Regions from separate parts of the Homo sapiens genome. Here regions 1 and 2 are each linked to region 3. The links are chromatin loops, found by intact Hi-C in ENCODE. Cell type or tissue: heart right ventricle. All regions are shown on one strand. Links, peaks and the distances in the headings refer to the core of each region. The heading gives the core; the rest is flanking DNA. Region 1 overlaps RBMS3 (RNA binding motif single stranded interacting protein 3). Region 2 has its middle 140 kb from the start of RBMS3-AS3. Region 3 overlaps RBMS3 (RNA binding motif single stranded interacting protein 3).

Region 1 (7,162 bases), core at 894-5,893, 160 kb before region 3:
GACATGGGTCCCATACCCAGAATATCTCATTGCATATATGCAAATATTCAAAAATCCAAAGAAATTCAACATCTGAAACACTTCTGGTCCCAGGCATTTTGGACAAGATACATTCAAACTGTAATAAGTTTCTTCCTTTGAAAAGCAGAATATTAGATTAAAATAAACTCCTGTCAGTTCATGGGTAACATTGGTAAACAAGGTAGCTCAGATAGGTGGATTAAACAATGGAAAGAAAAGTAAACCGGGTGAAGTTCTGGTCATGTTCCCCCAACGTTTCAGAGAGATGGACAAGCATGTAAGTAAAATGATAAATAGGATTGTGCAAATGGGCTCATTAAGAAGCAAGTGTGCAAAGATTAATGGTTTGGAGGAAGTTGTCTAAAATTCCATAGGTATATGATAGCTTTTCTTTACCAAAACTACATTTGTTTCAATAGCAAATTTTAATATAAACCAATTGTATCATTAAGAATATATGTTCAGGAAGATTCCATTAAAATTTTCCCAAACTTAGATCCATATTACTGTATAAGAAATAAAAACAAATGCTTTTTGTGCCTGTTTATATTACCTTGTCCTTACCATGCTGAGCACACAGGCCCTGCATTTCTTTATGTAAGAACTTCTCTGGCTGGATAATCTCTGTTGTCCTCCTTTGTAGCAAGTTAGAAGTTTTGGAGAAATCACAACTACTAGGGGTACCTACAAAAATTAAAAATTAAAAAAAACCCAAACGACCAGGGGAGACATTTTACTAGTCAATCAGGGGTTGGTGTATAAATAACCTAGCTCCCTCACCCCTTGTGTATGATGACTCTAAGATGTGTACCCTACACTGGCTCTTGGAGTTGCCCTAGGGTATTGACCTGCAGTCACCCACAGTGGTAGCTGAATTAATAAGGTGCTCTTGTCCCGATCGCCATCTATCAGTGTTGTTTCTTCACGTGCTCCTGAACCTCCCCAGAAGCATCTGCTCCTTGGGGAGCAAGAGCTAAAACAGAAATTATCATCAACTCTCAAATATTATGAATTGAGCAATTTTATAAATATCTAACTTTTCATGTTCTGGCCTTCGTGCAGAAAAGAGGAGCCAGCAGTCATCTATGAGACAGGGTGGCTGATGTAACAAAAGATCTATCCTTTCCAGTTCTCATACAGTGTGTGACATTGCTACTCAAGGGCCTTTCATCAACAAATGATTAATTGGTGAGGAATGACATTACCTTCCTTGAATAAAACATAATTTAGTACAAATGATCGTTTTTAATTAGCTTGCAATAATAATGGCAGGTACCATTTATTCAGCACTTACTGTGTTCTATGTTGTATGCTAAGTGCATTTATCTTACCTCTGAGATTGGCACCATAATCTGTATTATAATCAGCTACTATAATCAGGAAATATAATCCCCATTTTAAAGATGAAAAAAACTGAGAGCCTAACTCACGTGAAGTCACACTGCTAGTAAGGGGCAGATCTGGGCTTGGAAGCCAGGATTGCTTGAATTGGATGCCTGTGAGTGTCCATAATTAAGTGTCACCATCCATCTTTGTTACAGAGATCAGGATCCTAAGGGAGTTAACAGAAGACATGGAGAGTTTTTAAAATGTCAATGCCTAGGGGATCTTTACTGACGGCAAGAAAGAAGAAAGAAACATTGAAATCCTAGAGCCTGGTCTTGGTTTAGTGACCCCCCTGGCCTTACCCTTTGTCCCTTGGCCATCTCACTGCTCAATTTGACCAGTTCAAACAACAGAGGAATGAAAAAGAAATAAAAATCAACTTGGAAATTAGCACAACTTTTACTGTGGGAACTGGTTTACATTTTTGGCTAAAATTAAGCTTGGGATTGTTTGTGAAACTCAATGAAGCAAGAGTTGGCAATGTGTACAGGCAGAGTGTGTTCTCCCGTGCTGTCCACACACGATTTCCTAACAATCAAAAGAAAATGCTTTATCTGTTAGTAAAAGTTAGCAAAGTTTCATAACTTCCTGTAATTACTACTCTGAGAGTTCACAATGGTTATTTTTTCACATGAAATTGTTAAATGAGGGCTGCCTGAGATTTCACTTAAAATTTTGCACTTGGAAGAAAAAAAGGGGAAAAAATGAGAAGCCAACAGAATAACAACTCTAGAAGTGAAGAACTAACATTTAAAGAGTGAAAATAATAATTAAAAGTAGGATCTATATATTAACTAAAATGCCCCTCCTCAACAAACATAGGAATACATACTCTACACAGAGTTCTAAGAAGTTCGCAGTGAGCTTACATTTGTGGAATGCCTACCATGTCTCCAACCAATTGTCCATATTCTTACATTTAACCTTTCTACAAATCCAGTAGCATTAGTATCACTAATCCTTTTTTATTAATAAGGAAAAAGTCACAAAACCTGAATTCATACCATTTTAAAATTTGTTAGTTTTATTTATCCTTTCTTATACTAGATCTTTGCAAGACTAGATAATAATTCATTGCTTCTAGATAGTCTGCGAGATCCTAATATGAACAAACTGCTACAGTAGTAGTAAGAGTAAAACTCCAAAGGGACTTGGAATTTTTCATGTTATTTGAGCAAAAGTGTTGTTTAAAAAAAATGGCCAAACTTGCTTTCAAAATGAAAAGGTGAGTGACTCAGCAGTGGGCAATGAGAGACTCTCACCAGCCTATAAGTGCAGTGATAAATAGCAGACATTGCTTAGCTAAGTTATGAATAACCACACCAGGAATGTGTCTGCTTAGGCTCCTGTGCCTGACAATTGTTACATGAATATAAAACAATCTGCCTTGTATTTTTTTTTTAAAAAAAAATTTGCATGCAGCTTTTTACTTTGCTAGATTTTAAAATTTGGGGCTGGGGTGGGAGATGGGTAAGAACAGTTTTTAATTTTTTTTATTTTTTTATGCTTCCTCCTCTTTAGCCACAACATTTAGGACAGTCACTTGCACAGATAATGTGTTTAAAACATAATTGAACTCTAAGTATATGCAAATCCTGAAATACCTAGAAATTCAGAAACTTCCTATATTAATTGGAATTCAAAAAAAATCAAGCAGGAAATTACTGTGACCACCTACATCCATATACGGATATACAAACTAATTGTTAGTCTTTGCTAACAGTGAATCCCAAGTAACCCAGAACAGAGTAACTCTTGCTAACTAGTTCTACAGTAATAACTTTTTTTAGGAATAAGAGTAAGACAGCCCTATGAAATATTTTTAAAGCAGATTTCCTCTTATGACGAACAATTGTAAAAGGTTTATCTTTCTACAATAGGACATGTTCCCTCAAAATAGTAGAGAAATTTGTTATATAGACAAAGGCTTCCATGAATGATTTTGAGGATGTAAGTTGGAAATGAAAGAGAAATATAGTTCCAGACTTGGGTGAAAATGTATGTGACAAAAAGATGACATAATCTATCAAAATGTAATGAAAAACAGATATCAGAAGCAGAGGCAACTAATGTAGCCATGGCCACCCCCTTGCACACCCCCTTCCCTCAACACACAAACCTGCCTCACTCTCCAGAGGCTGTCTTGGCTGACACAGAGGATGCATTCCATACATGTTTCAAATACCAAGGATCAAGAAGCAAATCCAAGTGTTCACTGCGTAAGTGTTCCTGTCATTTTGTGGTATTTTGAAGAAACCACTGTGAAGCAACTTGATTCAACTATTGCTTTAAAACTCAAACACTGATCATGTTGACACTGTCTACAGTAATCAGTGTTTGAAAAATAATGGATAAACATTTTACTATTTGCCTTTAAAGAACAAAACAAGAGTAGTATTTCCAACCTAGCTAAGAGGGGACAAACAGAAAAGATAGAGAATTCAAAGTTTTGTCTTAGGATGAACAAAAATCAATCTGAAATTATTGATCAAATCATTGAAATTATCATTATGTACAGCTTCGGTCTCAACCTAGTTCACTGATGTTACCCATTTCTCTACCGAGAAGGGCACATTTATGAAACTGAAGAATGACTGTATGAATAAAGTATGTTAAGCTTTCTTATATGCTAATAGTAGTTAATCTTTGCAATAATCTTTTGAAGTAACATGATTTATTTTACAAATAAGTAAACTGAGACACAAGAAAACTCAGTCATTTACCCAAGATCATAGTCAATAAATAAATGTGGACCCTAAATTTTAGCTCAATAGAAATAAATTGGCATGCTTTTCCCATCCCCCTGTTTATAAGATATATATTTGCCCATGACTTGGGCTGTTTATTAGATATAGGACATCCTCAGAGGCATCCATGTATGTATATGCATTCAATAATGACATTATTCCTCAGGCATGAAACACCTTAAAATATCTTTCTAACTATCCAGAGAAAATTATAGTCATGAATTTGAGGTCTATGTATTAGTCTGAATTTGCTCTGTACAGCATCACACATCACAATTATGCATTTTCAAGGAATGTTTTCTGATGGGTATTTGTCTTTAATTCATTCTAAAATTTGGGGAAAAAATGTAAAGAAGAGTGTTGTATTTCTATCAGATATCATAATGTTGGTTTGTCATAGAGAAAAGTATCTCAGTAAAAAACCACTTTAGTCTCAATGTAAATTATGCAGAAGTGTCTTAGCCATTAAACAGAATAAGTTACAGTGTATGTTTCTGGAAATATAAATCTAGACACATAAATCAGGATGTCTAGTCAGTGATTTAAAAAAATATTTAGCACAGTGGTCATATAAAGGATCTGTCCGTACCAAAACATAAATGAGCACAATGTACATTTTTAAAGCAAATATAAGCACTAAACTTGAACACTAATCACTTATCCTAAAGAAAAGAGAGCATGATTATATATATAATTTATAATTATGCTTAAGGTTATGTTTCCTGCTTTGTAAAAGACCTATCTTAACTTTCAGCCCCTTTGGAGGTAGCAGTATACTCATTACTATCATGCAGGAACAATATAGCTATTCACATTTGCGATGTGCTTTGCAATCGCTATGGATCATGAGGATAAATGATGGGAGAGAAAATGATAGAAAGGGAATCTGAGAAAATGATGGGAAGAGGAAAACACATGGTCAGTTTTTTGATTAGGTTGTCAAATAAAGTCTCTTAATGTAACGTTTACAAGAAAATCTTGAGATTACTCCACTTTTTCTACGGTTCTGTTGTTCCGTTTTTAATGTGAGCAAGTCAGGTCACTCAAGCATATTCAAGTTCAACTCACTAAAGCATAATAATGCTTATTGTTATACTTCATTATAAACAGGGCTCAAAACAATGAATATTGACAAGCTAAAATTATACCTCTTTAAGTCTTAGCAAGCTTGGTTAAATGGTTATATATGCAAGATCAAGTTAAAATGGAAACATGAGGCATTTAAAAAATATAGAGGTCGGGCGCGGTGGCTCACACCTGTAATCCTAGCACTTTGGGAGGCCAAGGCAGGTGGATCACCTGAGGTTAGGAGTTTGAGACCACACTGACCAACATGGTGAAACCCCATCTCTACTAAAAATACAAAAGTTAGCTTGGCATAGTGGCAGGCATCTGTAATCCCAGCTACTTGGGAGGCTGAGGCAGGAGAATTGCTTGAATCCAGGAGGCAAAGGTTGCAGTGAGCCGAGATCCCAGGAGGCAGAGGTTGCAGTGAGCTGAGATTGTGCCATTGCACTCCAGCCTGGGCGACAGAGGGATACTCCATCTCAAAAAAAAAAAAAAAAAATAGAGAGAGAGAGAGAGAAGGGTCACACATAAATAAGATTTATACTTAACTTGTTTGATTGCTACCAGTGTTAGATTTGAAAGCTATGCACATAAACTATTGGGAGCAAATCCGCATTGTTATGTGACAGAGAAAAGATGGCATCTAGAGGAAGAAACGTGCTATTTATTTTCAGTGTTTTTTTCCATAAGATTTAACTCTAGGGCAGAATTATGAGTCTCTGTCAGAGAAACCAACCAAAAATAAAAATTGAACCTGGTGCTTGTACATCTTACATGACAGATGAAAGAAGACTCAATAAATCACAAGTGTCATGAATTAAGCCATTTTGTTTTATTTTATTTTTTCCTTTGGGGCATTTCTGTGGGACTTCTTGACTTTTCTTTCTAAGATGAGTAGAAATGAGGCATGCATTAAACAAATGATTGGCTATTACAAAGAACCACTTTATTGATGTTGACAGAAACCCACGAACAAGTCATGAAAAGAGAAGTACCAAGAGTGTGTGCTATTATTTCTTAATACTAGAGCAGAGAAAGTTCATTTCAAGCCATATTTTGGGTCAATCTTACCATGAAGGAAAGTTATTCCTCAGGTCAAGGGTAAGTATTCTGGGAGAAGGTACAGAACCCATAATTATTTAGTCAATTTTCTTCTTGACGCTTTGTGGCCTAGAAGATTTAGTACAAATAGAAGAGAAAACTTTTGTTCTGCAAAATACTTACAAGAACTTATACCTCAAGAAATGCTCTGTTCTCCCACAGTTTGATGAAAGTGTCAATACAAGACTGCGATGTCAAAATATGACTGGCATATTTATACAATATCTCTTTCTGTCTGCAATTCCATGGAGTTAAACTTGCTGAAAACCATAAGATAATAGAACTCCCTCTGGTAGATTATATTTTCTAGGTGTACCTAATCCTCCAAACATGTATAAACCTTGCTAAGCATTGCACACAAAGAATATAAAAACCCTCTTAAGCACATGCTAATTATGAAATCTAAAATATATTCCCATTCTTTTGCACTGAGACATGAGACAGATTTTCAGTTCCATGAGTTAAACTGATACAAAAATTCCTAAAATAACATTCTTTTCTAGGTGATAAATTAACACTAGTCCAAATAAACAAATTGTAGCAAAAAGCAGAAAAGTAAAAGTAGGAGTTTATGACAGAGCACAAAGTTCAAACTGTTTAGGCAAAACAAAAATGCAAAACTAAAATACTGGTATGGAAAGCACAGAACTTGAAAGAGAATTCTGGGCCTCTAAAATTTCTGATAAGTATACTAACTAACAACAATTACTTTCAAAACTCTTGGCAACATGAATGTAGAGATTCAATTTAGCACTTGAATACTGTCAAAACTGAGTCATGAAAATATATAACCCATTTCAAAGTTATCACAAAGAAACATAATTGATTAGAGATAATTG
Region 2 (7,162 bases), core at 654-5,653, 390 kb after region 3:
AAAAAACACAAAAACAGACAATTTGTTCAAGTTCTGAAAAGCCACATGACAAAAAAAGAAATATTTCTTTGGATAGTTCTAGAAGATACGAGTCCACCAGATCTTCCCTACCTACCTCCTAGTACCCCAAATTCAACGTTAAAAAAATAAACAAATAAAGCTATTTCAGATTCTAAGTGGCATTTCACATTTCAGAGCCTTCCACAGGCAATGTAAAGGAATGAAGAGATGTAATGACACAAACAACTAAGAAGCCTGACCTTAGAGACTTCCATCTTGAGAAAGTGAAATGCAAAGTAATCATTAAGGCCTTGAACATACCGAAATATGCATGTCAACATTGCCTATTTCAAACGCTATTTTCCCCAGTGTTACAATATGCCCAATAACAAATATTCTTGTTTATTCTGTTAATGATGATTTACAATATTTTTTTGTTTTTTTTTTATTTTGTTTTTGAGATGGAGTCTCACTCTGTCACCCAGGCTGGAGTGCAGTGATGCTATCTCGGCTCACTGCAACCTTTGCCTCCCAGGTGCAAGCGATTCTCCTGCCTCAGCCTCCCAGGTAGCTGGGATTACAGGCACGTGCCACCACACCCAGCTAATTTTTTTTTGTATTATTAGTAGAAACAGGGTTTTACCATGTTGGCCAGGCTGTTCTCAAACTTCTGACCTCAGGTGATCCACCCGCCTCAGCCTCCCAAAGTCCTAGGATTACAAGAGTGAGCCACCATGCCCGGCCTACAATATTGTATTTAATTGCTTGTAGAAGTACCATGTAGAAAGTACCATCTCTAAGACTGATTCCTTTATCCAGTCAATATTTTATGACTAGCTAAGAAGCATACTTTTATAGAAAATATATTTTAAGTCAATTGTATACATATAAGTTGAATTATTATACGTGTAGTATGAATCTTTGTTAAAGTAGCTTACAATGAATCTTTTGATTAGTATTGATTAGTTTTTTTTAGTTTTTATAGTATCCATGTTTTTTTAGTTTTTATAGTTTTATAGTATACATATAAGTTGAATTATTATACGTGTAGTATGAATCTTTGTTAAAGTAGCTTACAATGAATCTTTTGATTAGTATTGATTAGTGTTTTTAAGTTAAATAATTTAACTTTCTATTCAACATTGACAAGCTTTAGCTTTGATGTAACAGCTTGGCATATGAGAAACTGAAACACAACAACTTTATGTTCTTTACAGAAGGCAATTCTGCTTTTCATAAAACTTGGCCCTTTATTGTGAAAATAATTTGAATAACAAAAGAAAAGAAAGGGCTGGGCATGGTGGCTCATGCCTGTAATCCTAGCACTTTGGGAGGCCAAGGCAGGTGGATCACCTGAGGTCAGGAATTCACGACCAGCCTGGCCAACATGGTGAAACCCTGTCTTTACTAAAAATACAAAAATTAGCCAGGCGCGGTGGCATGTGCCTGTAATCTCAGCTACCCAGGAGGCTGGTCAGGAGAATCACTGGAACTTGGAAGGTGGAGGCTGCAGTGAACCGAGATAGCACCATTGCACTCCACCCTGGGCTACAGAGCAAGACTCTGTCTCAAAAAAAAGAAAGAAAAGAAAGGAAGGAATGATGGAAGGAAGGAAGGAAGGAAATTTATTCTTTTCTTTAAATGGGAGGTGATTCTAAACTCTATACTTTGAGATTGCTCTGTCAAGATTTAGCATAAATAACTTCCTAATTGAATAGTAGGAAGTTCATAAATACCAGCTAAAGTTATGAATAATGTACAACATCTCCAGTGCCCTGCATACACCACCAGTTAGGTCTTATCCAGTGGATTTTAGTCAGCTACACAGGAATGAGGGAATGAGAAATTTTATAATTTAAATGAACTATTTTATCTTGATGTTTTCAAAGCATTTGAGTTCAAGTTCTTACAGATGTATACATGTCGATACCTGTGACCAAAATGCTACAGATCCCATCTTGTGAAACACATTTAAATGGTTATCACTTTCCAAAGGTCTTAATTACCAATACCTGTTAAAAGACATAGCTGAGTCCAAAATTCTCTAATTTTACAACTGTGTAACACATCCACTTCAAAAGTTTGTATACTCACAGAAGTCTGATAACTGCTCACTAGAAAGTGGAACATCTCACATAAAGTGAAAAGACAGGCAGATAGTAACACATGTCCTTTTTGTAAGATGCGGTTGAGTTTAGAGCTCCATCTGTTCCCAGACTTGAGAAGTCTGGGGTTTTCTCAAAACCACCACAAAAGATTTGTATGTTGTACCAACAGAATGTACATATTTTATAAGCATTGTCTGGGCCAAATAATCATTTAAAAATAAATCCCTATTCTCATAACCAAGAATATTTAAAACATTCAGTAAGAATGCTCCAGCCTTTAACAAAATACCATTAGACCCTCATATATTGTCACTATTTATCATTTGGGAAGCATCACTTTTCTTATAAAAAGAGGAAAAAGGTGATAGCCAGTTTTCCCAATCTGCAGGGGTATTGTCAGGACTTCACCCTTGAGAAAAGTGGATTTCTCTGTAGTTTCCTCACCAAAATTGTTTCAAGCTCTTTCTTGCAATTTTCTGCAAGAAAACACTGCAAAGCAAACATCAGTGATCTAACATCAGGCAAGCTTTCCTCCTTGATAATAAATACGTTAGTTTGGAACAGGCTCACAAAGAATCCAGACAGCTCCGATCTGGCCCTATTCCAGGAGAGAAGCGTCTGGTGTCGGGAAGAAACACTCAGCTGTCTTTCAGATGTGTACTTCTATCTACCCCTACTGTCTGCAGCTTGAAACAGAAGTGGTGGCTATTAAAGACCTGTCTTTTGGGCACTGGTGTAAAACATCTTTGCTAAATACTGTGGACAGTCAACTGAAAACATCCTGTATTTACTGGGAATTGATCTTTTGAAATGGTATGGTATATGTCAGGTTAGATACTAGAGAGTTAACAAGAATTACAGGCCGCTGTTTGTCAGGATTAACAGTCAGAATTATAGCATTAGTGTAGGCAATCCAGAGTTCCTTTTTGAATCAAATTTACATACTTTCCCCACGGGCTTCAGGGATGCCAGTCAGGTGCTGAGCTAGCAGCTTCTTTTGTATAAGTTGCATGTGCTAGGGCTTAGCCAAAAGCCCAAGCATGGGGCATTTGGCCAACTTCTCCACATATGCAGTACACCGACTTAGGAAGGAAGTAATAGTGTTTCTACCACAACACCTCACTTAATGCTTGATAAGAGGGAATGTGCTCATAACTTACTGCAAAGCACAAAGAAGATGATAAGAACAACATTTAGCAAGAGACTCTCAGCAGCTTTGCTTGTGCAGTTCCTAAAGACTGACTCAAATGTCACAAAAGGTTAAAAGAGACCGGGTTGCAAGGCAGAAGCAGTCCTTAGGTGTTGAGAGTGCACCAGAAGCCCCTAAGTCAGCAGGGTTCAGAAGAAGAAGTGGATATGGTGGCTGCCACGTAGGGCAAGCCTGGAACAAGGCAGCGGAATGTCATAAGCACCGGACCCAAGTCAGGGACCAACAGCCAGTGAGGAACCAAGACCTAGTTATGACAGAACAACAAAGATTAGCTGGGAGTCACTCAAGAAGTGGGGAAAACCAGAGTCAGTTTGAACCCAAGACTGGATTGATGGTGAAGTCAAAACAAGGTGGAAGGCAAGTAAAAAGCAAAGTTAGAAACAAAGCAAGGGGCGTCAAGCATGATTGAAACTCAGTTACCTCTGGATATCCAGAAATCCAATGCTAAAGCATTAATCACAAACTCAAATGACTGCAGCTCCAGGCTGGTGACCTGAAGGTAGGGATCTGGTGGCTAAGGGTATGACAAAGAGAGTTGTAGTGTGTAGGGCCAACCCTAGAGAGAGGGTTTTTCATTCCATTTTAAAAACATATCTCATATTATATTCTGGCAGCTGAATATATCCACCATCGCATGTTCTAAGATAGGCACTAGGTTAAGTAACGGAGGAGGACTAGTTCAGGAGGTCTGATGGAGTAGGGTTACCTGCCTTGAAGATCATGCCGAGGGAGGTTCTATAGAAAATAAAGCCATTGATTTATCAGCCAGGCATGTGATTGTAGAAAACGAGACACTTAAAACAAAATACAAATTTGCATAGATTCAATGTGCACCACAATTTATCCTCCAGCAATTTATCGAGTTCTACTTAATAGCTCTAAAAGCAGGAAAAACAAACTTTAAAGATAAACCATACAAACTTATTAAATATGCGTTAGCCCAGGAGGGTAGAAAGTTGTTAGAGAACTGGGGAATGTAAATGTAGACAACTGGAGGTGAAAATGGGGAAGGAAACAGCTAAGAAAACAATAATGTTAACAGAGGAAGTCAACTGTTGAGGCAATAGTCACATTACAGGTGAAATAGCAATATCTATGCCACAAAACTAAAAAAAATAGCAGGAAATCATGAAAATACAATGGGGCAGCAATCGAAATGAACATGAACATACATGGAGTAACCTGTTCTATGGGGAAGGCACCACTCTGTGGTTAGGTGCGGGGCTTCAATGACTAGATGCCCAGGTTGGACATTTGTAGTGTGTAGGGCCAACCCTAGAGAGATGGTTTCTCATTCCATTTTAAAAACATATCTGATATTATATTCTGGTAGCTGTATTTATCCACCATTGCATGTTCTAAGACAGGCAGCCTGCTAGGTGGCACTAGCTGGGTGACCTTAACCAAGTTAGTTAACCCCTGTATAGGTCATTTTTCTTCTCTGAAAAATGGGAACACTTATACAAATAAGGTTATCTTACAGGGCTGTTATGAAGAATGAAATTGTATTTGCAGAGCACTCAAACCCTGCTTGGCATACAGTCTTATGTAAGTTTAAATATAAATGTACTGGGTAATTTACAAATATTATTTTACTTAATCCTATCACATCTACAAGATTATTATTCTCAAATCACATTTGATAGATAAATTAAGGTTCAAATTATATCAGTAACTTTCTAAGGATCACAGAGCTGGGAGTTGGCAGGGCTGGATTAGGTGTCTCACCTTCTTATTGTATCACACTACCACCAGCTCCAGGGCATAAAAAATGTCACATTCTAGCAGCCCGCCTGGCAACTTTCTCCACATTGAGGTTTCTGTTTCCTAACAGTTTATTTTCTAGAATAGTTCTTACCTTTAGAAATTGACCAAACTCTTTACCAGGACTGTCAGAAATGGTTAAATTACATGCAACCATATTGGGAATTAGAAGATAGGAGGAGAAATAGATTTTCTCATGAATATGCAAATGAAATTTATCTATATATTTAAAACAGGCATTAAGAGAAAATGTGAGCCTCTGTCAGAGATAGAATGATGCTGGAAGTAAGTTTGTGGAATTCACTATCTTAACTATTGTGAAATAATTATACTGTCAACACATTGAAGTTTCTTATCTAAATGTGAGCAACTCCAAGCCATACATCAGAATAAAGGTCCAAAAAAAGAAGAAGAAAGTTATAGAAATATTTTTCCCCCAATAATTACTAGAGGCTAAGGTTCAGATTTGCTTTTGTAAAGGCAAACTGACTGCCCATAGCCCTAATATCACATCTGGAAATTCCAAGTTCCGGCGTGCAAGCATTATGGACAAGGCCTCTGGAAAAATCTCATGCCAGGGAGAATTGTGGATTCTCTGCCATCCATGCTGAGCTTGGAATGTTACTGTCCTATTAAAGTTTCCAAGCTCTTTTCCCTAAGAAGCTTTGTGGGCACCCTGAGCAGGCCTTGCCCAGAGCCTTAGGACTCAGAAATAAATCAGAAAGGGAGGATACCTAAAGAGGAAAGCTAGAAGTAAACATATGGTGAGAGAGAAAAGAGGAGAAACGTGACTGTATCAAGTTGTTTGAGACTAAGCTTGAAAAGGCTACTTAAAAACAGGAAGGAGAGGGAAGCAACAGAGAGAATAGAGGCAGATGGAAAATTTAAACAGAGCCAAGAGAAAGGAAGGCAAAAGAGGAAAATTATGAACTATGGAATTAGATTTCATGCAAGGGAGTCATCAGTGTGTGGACTATGGCACGTTTTCAGAAGAAATTCCCCACAGTTCCTCCTACTTCAAGACAGAAAGTAGTATAAAGCATGAAGGAAGAATAGAAAGGAAAAAAGGAAAGGGAAAGGCCTATGATGATACATTTGTTAATCCTTCTATACCCTTCACTCTTATTCCATTTACTTTAGGATTTATTCCCATCTACCCAGTATATAGAGAATAAACAAAAATACAGGAGACTTGTATATGCATCTTTTACTCAGAGTTCAAAGCAATCCACGAATAACTCAAATGTTTATCATGCCTCACTGTCTAAAGCAGGATGTAAATGGAAAAGCAAGTCCTGAAGGGAAGAAAGCAAAAACCAGGTCATCCTGCTTTCTTCTCTGTTTCAAGTACCATTTGGCTTCTACCTTTCCCCTAACCCCCAAAGCACACTAAACGAATGTACTGCTAATACCAGCTACACCAGGCAGGACCTCCCTAAGGGGCCCAGATTTTCTCTCCCACTTTGTCTTCTGCTTCACTTCAAGATTACACATGAGCAAGGTTTCTGCTCACACTTAAGAATAAGATAAAGAAGAAAGAATCGTCTTACATATCAATTGGCAGTGATACCCCCCTACTCCCTTCAAGGCAGAGTGCCCTAACTGAATTTGATGCTGAAATTCTGGTTTTCAAAGAAGTTTCCTGGTTGCTGTACAGTTAAAAAGTTGTGCTGCTCTTGTCCCCTCCCTCTGACTTCAAAGCCTGCCTATTTGTGACATTAGCAGCTGCTGAGATGAAAGCAGTGAGGAAATCAGTCTACAGTGAGTGGACTGGGGCTGGCGGTTATATGTGTCTCTTTTATCCTGAATGAGAAGACTACAGAGAAAAATACAAATGATTTATTGTACACTGAGCCAGACAATTCTAACTTACAAAAAAAAAAACATCTAACAAATGCATGTTTCTCTACTCTCAGAAGATTCTATTGGGGTGAAATGGAGAGATTCCACTAGATTCCTCACATGCTTGTCTTATATTTATTTTAAAAGAGCAGTATTTCCATGATGAGAGAGCTTTCTGCTGAAGTTTCTATTGCATAAATGACACAAAATTATGCCCTCAAGTCCACAGAAGTGCTAT
Region 3 (7,162 bases), core at 1,408-6,407:
TTCCATTTAATGAAATTACCATAAATGACTGTTTGGCTCCTACTGTATATGTGTGGAGCATGCCTGTCTACCAAGAGATTCTTGGCATTGCCTTTCCCAGACATTTTTTACTTAGGAAAGCTATGCAAATAAAAAACAAAATAGTTTGAGAGTACCCACCATGCTAACTTTTCAGGTCTTTTTATTCATCCTTGTTAAGAGATTCAGACGTCATTTGTAGTGGGTAACATATATGTCTAGCTAATTCTGTGAAGATTCAAAACTTCAGACGAAATTTAAAGAGGAGTAAGATTAGTACACTATGGAAACTATTACAATGACTATTTGCTACTTATTCTGAAATGTATGTAATTAATAGACTCTGAATAGACCATAAATAAATCACTTAACTAGTAAATGGGAAATAACTCTAATAAAACACTTGTTTAAATTATAAATGAGTCCATGAAGGGAGCCATGCAGTCCAAACTCACCATCCTGAATACCTCTTGATCAGTTGCAATTTAACTGCTATTTACCAGCAAAAAAAAAAAAAAAAAAAAAAAAAAAAAAAGAGCAATGATCTCAATCATTGAACTCATACTTAAATGCCTGATTTGATAGACATCTGTTTTATAGGTCTTACAAATTCTTTACAACTAGTGCTTCTAGAGAATGTTGAAGGAACTGGGATGTAGACTAGGTTTTGTCAAACTCCAGATCCAAGAAAACTCCATTATCCTGAATCTCCAGAAATCTTGAGAGGGTAGAAAAAGTTAATCAGGAGAATTTTATACCCAAAAGGCAGAATGAATTTACTGGTGATGGCAATTAGCTCCTTTTTAGCCATAGTCAAAGAATTTGAACAGTTTCATTACAGTTTAACATATAATGAAAAACTTTTAATGGGAAATGATTTTACAATCCAGCCAATGAGATTACAGAATGATGCATTTACAATCTCACACAAATTATCAAGATGAAAACAAACACAAAGTGACATTTTCAAAATCTTTATTGTAATGTAGTCATTACCATCTCTAGCACACAAATATTTTTGCTATATAAGATGATACGTTTTATTGCTTCCATTCAAACTTGCTCTAAAAACCCCTAAGGAAAATTGGTAAAAACTCATGAACCCCTTTTTCTGACAACGGAATTCCATCATAAAGAACCCTTAGGTAAATGACCTTGTAAGTTTTCTGCTAAATTCCTCCATTATTTGCACTCAGTTTTATTCACAGGAATAAAATACACCTTTGGTATTTAGTTTAGCAGTGTCCATAAAACCAGTTGCTACCATATATCCTATTGTTGACTGTGTTTTTTTTTTCTTTTCTCAATTTGTGTTGGGCTTTATTTTCTTCAAATTACTCCATTTAATCAATAATCTTTCCCATCAAGAAAACTTTCATCCAATTAATGTTACAGTTATAATTCACGAAGTTTGCATGATGACATATGACACGAGTGGATAATATGTCAGCTATGCTGCTGAAAGCTATAGAACTGAACTTGAAGGCTGATGAATGATCAGGGCTTATTTAAAGTATAATTAATTTGTCACCATCTAGAAGATTTGATATAAATTATTCTAAATCCCCACTGCTAAATATCTTCATGATCCAAAAGGTTAAACTAATTCCAACAAAATCTATAAATCTAAAATAGGCCATCTTAAATATCTTAATGCTAACTCAAGGTGTAAAGAACCTTTAGGAAAAAATTATCATATTTAACAGATGTAAATTATCTCCCACCTGTGATATGCCTGTAAGAAAGACAACATTTTTATTGTTTTCTTCCCTATTACAGAGTATGAATTTAAATAATAATTACAAAATGAGATAACTCTTAAAATAATGAGGTAAACCTATGACCTTGTTTCACCCAACCAAGATAAATGTGAGGGAAAGCCACTTCAGTTACCAATTTTGGAGGCATGACGTATCTGGCTATTACTCTCTTTCCTTCCGCAGAAACTCAGATTTCTTGTTTAAGGATAACTGATTGAGTTTCAAAGTAGAATCCAGTTGGTAGTAAAGGCTTAGCTCAGGATGTTGCTGCAACGTGACCTTTGTCCCCACACTGCTGAGAAGAAAGAAGACTATATCCTTCAGAAACATTGCTGCATCTACAGGTGGCAGGTGCTATTATTATGTGAAGTTGGAGCCTAAGATAAATAGGAAACTTTACTCATGAAGTTACAAGGACAGACATCAGCCTGGTCACCTTTCTTAATTTGAGTCACAGTGTTTAATTACTCTTGTGTTTACATTTCCATGAACAAAATGGACATGAACATGCAGCGGATTTAGGAGTCACTTAAGGAGTGGCCCATAATGTTGATCAAGAAACACTTGGTGAATACTTACTTGGCTTTTAATCACAGGGCATTTAATGTTCAGCAGAACAAATAGGTTAGAAATAGATTTTCTTAAACTTTATAGTAAGAAATGAGTGAAGTATAAACTCCAAAGGGGGCTTTATTTATTTATTTATTTAGAGACGGAGCCTCGCTCTGTTGCCCAGGCTGGAGTGCAGTGGTGCAGTCTTGGCTCACTGCAACCTCCACCTCCCGAGTTCAAGTGATTCCCCTGCCTTGGCCTCCAGAGTACCTGGGACTACAGGCATGTGCCATCATGCCCCACTAAGTTTTTATATTTTTAGTAGAGATGGGGTTTCACCATGTTGGCCAGGCTGGTCTTGAACTCCTAACCTCGTGATCCACCTGCTGAAACCTCCCAAAGCACTGGGATTTACAGGTGTGAGCCACCATGCCGGGCCCTATTTTTATTTTGAGATAGGGCCTCACTGTGTCACCCAGGCTGGAGTGCAATAGCATGATCACAGCTCACTGCAGCCTCAAACTCCTGGGCTCAAACCATCCTCCCACATCAGCCTCCCAAGTAGCTGAGACTAAGGGCATATGCCACTACACTTCACTAATTTTTTTTTTATTTTTCACAGAGATGAGTTCTTGTTTATGTTGCCCACACTGGTCTCAAACTCCTGGGGACAAATGATCCTCCTGCCTCAGCCTCCCAAAGTGCTGGGATTACAGGCATGAGCCACTGTACCTAGCCCAGAAGGGGCATTTAATAGGTAATAGTAGTTAAAAATAACTGCATTAAAATGAACCTGGAAAGAAGAAATTTCTATCGACCATTTAGGCTAAATGTGTTTGGTTTATGATAACTTCATAATTGACTGGCATAAAACATAGCACTTTAAAAATTCAAAATAGGATAAAGGCATGTGAGAGAAAAGTAATCAGAAACTTTTAAGGCAGTACCTAAAAAAAAAGATCTATGTAGAAATTCAAAAATCGAAGTAATACTACTTATATAGGTATCCAGTGGCTTAATTCATTCAAAAGACATTTTAGGAGCCATGCTTTTCTGATTTTTTTTCACTTCACAGAAGTGAAAAGGCCACACACATAAATGTGTTACATTACTTCCCATTACAGTGTTTTTGAGTTGCTTTGCACTAATGATTTTTTAACTTCTTAAAGAATCAGGTCTCACAATTATTCTTGTTGCTATTTTTAGAGACTGGATCTGGCTACGTTGTCCGCACTAGAGGGCAGTGGCACAATCATAGCTCATTGTAACCTGGAACTCCTAAGCTCAAGCAATTCCCTGCCTCATCCTCCTGAGTAGCGACGATACAGGCACACACCACCATGCCTGGCTAATTTTTTAAATTTTATTTTTTTGTAGAGACAGAGTCTTACTATGTTTTGCAGGCTGGTCTTGCACACTTATTTGTAAGAGCTTGGAAACTTTTTCCAATCAAAATTTTATAAAGAACCATAATATGTACAGTGGGCACAGTGTTGGCAAGGAGGAAACTGATCCCTGTTCACTCAGTTTCCCCCAAAGCAGAATGGTACCTAAGAAATGTATGTTGAAAACTGGTAGTCCAAGGGACTCTTGTCTTAGGACGTACCAACTTAAAAAGCACCATGAATAATATGCATAACAGGTCTATGGAAATATATATATATATATATACATATATATATATATACATATATATGCGAAATTAAAATAAGACTGAAAGATCATATATACATAGATCAGGAATGATCTTTCTGTCTAATTTTCATTGTGCAGATAAGTGAAAGATAGAAGACCTAAACAGTACATCAAAGTGACTATCTAGTTATTAATATTAAGAAAAAAAGAGAGGAAACAAGTGACATGTATTGAATGGCTGCAATGTTATCAGGCACTATGCTAACTCAAGCCTCCTAAGACTTAGAACGGCTCCGTTTCTGTTATTCCAAGGAACACTGTAAATGGACTGGAGACCAAAATAGTCAGTCAGGCTCCTAGATGAATGTACAAGTAATGGAAAAAGAGGGAAAATACTAGGGAATTGCTACGTGACAAAAGACAGTTTACACTGATCCCCAAATGGGTTAACCAAATGTGGCTTAACTCTCATGGTCCAAGTTCTATTTTTGTTCCTGAAGTTTATGTCCAAATTTGATAAATACTGAGAGGGATAGAGGCTTAGCATCATAGTCATTACCAGGAAAACATCCTGCAGATGCACAGAACTGCATTTTCCTTGCTGCCTCAGCAAGAACACTTGAGATGCTCAAACACCAAGGGAAGGGCGGTTATTAACAACAAAAACATCAGACGCCGCAAACAAGGACACATGGAACATCAGTGTCTCGTATTCTATAAATATTCTAGCTACAAAATTCCGCTCTGAAAGAGATGACAAGGTTTTCTTTTCAAATCATATCATTTGTGTTTCCTCATAAATGAAGTGAAAAAATTGAGCAAATGAAGAATAAAAGACGTATCTCATAACAAGCATAAATGTGGGTGGCATCACCATGGAGTCATTAGTTGAAATAAACAGAAATGAAAACAATCCATGTAAGTCTCATGGTTGAAGCCTGACTTACACAGCATTTGACTACAACGGTCCTTCTCAAATTTTATTGTACATAAGAATCATCTAGAGATCTTGTTAAAATGCAGATTCTGATTCAGTACACTTGGTTTGATACAAAGTCTGCCTGTCTGGCAAGCCCCCAGGTGATGCTGATGCTCCTGTTTTGTAGACGTTTGAGTAGCAAGGGAATTGACCACCATTCTCCTGGTAACAAAATACGAAGTTTCCATTCCTCACTGGATGAAACTGTCCTCGGGGATGGCACTGTTGAATTTTCACTGTTAACTTTTCACTTTGTTAAACTCTCACATTTAACAAATCTGAGCTCTGCAAAGACATAAGTATCCCTGGGAGGAATAACCCATTAAGCTCTTGAGAGGAAAGGGTATTCTGATCCCACCATTTTTGGGACATTTTAACTACATGTTTATGGATACAAAACCTTTTAGATCAGATTATGTAAGCATTGAAACACTTTTTTTTTTTTTTTGAGATGGAATCTTGCACTGTCACCCAGGCTGGAGTGTAGTGGCGCGATCTCAGCTCACTGCAAGCTCTGCCTCCTGGGTTCAGGCAATTCTCCTGCCTCAGCCTTCCGAGTAGCTGGGATTACAGGCAGCCGCCACCACGCCCATCTAATTTTTTTTTTTTTTTTTGTATTTTTAGTAGAGATGGCGTTTCACCATGTTGGCCAGGCTGGTCTAGAACTCCTGACCTTGTGATTCAATCGCCTCAGCCTCCCAAAGTGCTGGGATTACAGGAGTGAGCCACCGTGCCAGGCAGAAACACTTTCATAAAGTATATTCCAAAATCAACTGCATTTAGCCAAGTCCATCTCTTTATCAATTTTACATACGTGCTATCAAAACATTTTCATTTCACTTTATGGAAATTATTTTCTGGGTCAGTTATTTTTCATGCACATTTTACAAATTGTATTTTTTTAGTCCACATCAAGTTTTATCATTGTGATTTTCTTTGGTAGCTATTACTTCCACATATCCAAATTTCTGGGGTGGAAATTTCACAATTCTAAATTTGGTTTATATTATTTGATTTTTCTGGAATGTTTACAATGTGCTGTTTCAGCTGTTGTCAGAATCGGTGTTGATTAATTCCTGCACAAATATGAATTTTATAAAAGAGGGTTTGCATTTATTTCTCAGACAAACAGCCTAAAACGGAAAAGGCTCTGGATCCGGCTATACATAGGTCAGCTTAGATGAGTATTGGGGTAAAAAAGGCTTTTGAGGTGTAAGAACAAGTTCCCAGAGTGTGTACGGCAGGGGATGCCTAGCAGAGGGAATGCAAATCTCAAGAGGACAATGAAATATATTGGAATGAAGAAAATATTTACTTACTATCCAATAAAGCATACCATCCACCCTACCTAGAGTATTGGGAAGTGAAATCAATTCTCTGTCTATCCTGTAGTATATCAGTTTTTTTCAGATATTTATTTTCTTCTTCCAATAATTATCCATATGCAGTTATGAAGGGCTACTGGAATTTTACAAACAATGCCATAGATGCCATTAACTTAAAAAATCCCGTAATTTCACCATTGTAATATTTGTGAATTTTGCTTCCAGTTCACAGAATAGAAAATGAAACTTTATCCATTCTTAGATAAAGCACAATTAGGGAATTGATCCTTAGACCTCACCAAAACACTCACATCTATAGTGCTCATGTTGTTTTACTATTTCCCAGTGGAATGGCCTATATGAAAAATTTGAAATGTATTTTATATTTAAAAAAATCAAAATATCTATGGGATATATATACTCTATGTATATCTGAGTTTCTGCTCTCTTTAAAACAGAAAGCTCTTTTTTAGATTTAGATTAAATAAAGTATAAAAAAGACTAAATTCTTCTCACAGAATCATGCGTTTTCAAAAAAGTAAAATTTTATGAATTTATAAAACGTGTATGCAAATTGTGCTCATCTGTTTTTTTTCCTTCTTTCTGTCTCCAAATTTTGCCTCTCTCCATCCCTTTTTGCCCCCATGGCCATAAACTACGTTCATGATAATTCTAGAAGTTATAGACACAATTTGGAAGATTAGATCCTGTTTATGAGAAAACCTCTCAAATATGGTAGGTTTTTGGGTCTTCTATCACAAAGTGCTTATCCCCTTGTCTGAACAGTTACAATAGATCAATAAATACACTCCCATAAGCTCACATTTTTTATACTCATTTTCAATTCTAAAATATGAGCAGCAAATCAATGACAGATTTTATTTTTTCTCGAA

Evidence for each region. Peaks named below come from ENCODE experiments on the same cell type or tissue, not always from the same donor. Only the 100,000 strongest peaks of a DNase experiment are listed, where the experiment ranks them.
Region 1: a loop joins it to region 3, with 2.1 times the contacts of the local background. A loop is called at or near these places in 10 of 110 quality-filtered maps.
Region 2: it touches region 3 in a loop (2.8-fold over the local background); 2 of 110 quality-filtered maps call a loop at or near these places.

What each region holds. Positions count from the first base shown.
Region 1 is chr3:29,690,509-29,697,670 of GRCh38, reverse strand. All of the region lies in intron 4 of RBMS3 (RNA binding motif single stranded interacting protein 3), which reads right to left. Among named protein-coding and RNA genes, the nearest start is that of RBMS3-AS2, 51 kb to the right of the region's middle. In heart right ventricle, for the core only: no CTCF peak of the experiment used is centred there; a DNase peak (open chromatin) is centred at 3,519; H3K27ac peaks cover 3,543 bases.
Region 2 is chr3:29,140,593-29,147,754 of GRCh38, reverse strand. No RefSeq gene overlaps it. Among named protein-coding and RNA genes, the nearest start is that of RBMS3-AS3, 140 kb to the left of the region's middle. In heart right ventricle, for the core only: a CTCF peak has its summit at 2,788; a DNase peak (open chromatin) is centred at 2,714; H3K27ac peaks cover 372 bases.
Region 3 is chr3:29,529,102-29,536,263 of GRCh38, reverse strand. The region is part of intron 3 of RBMS3 (RNA binding motif single stranded interacting protein 3); the gene reads right to left. Among named protein-coding and RNA genes, the nearest start is that of RBMS3-AS2, 110 kb to the left of the region's middle. In heart right ventricle, for the core only: a CTCF peak has its summit at 3,583 (motif pointing right); no DNase peak of the experiment used is centred there; H3K27ac peaks cover 4,308 bases.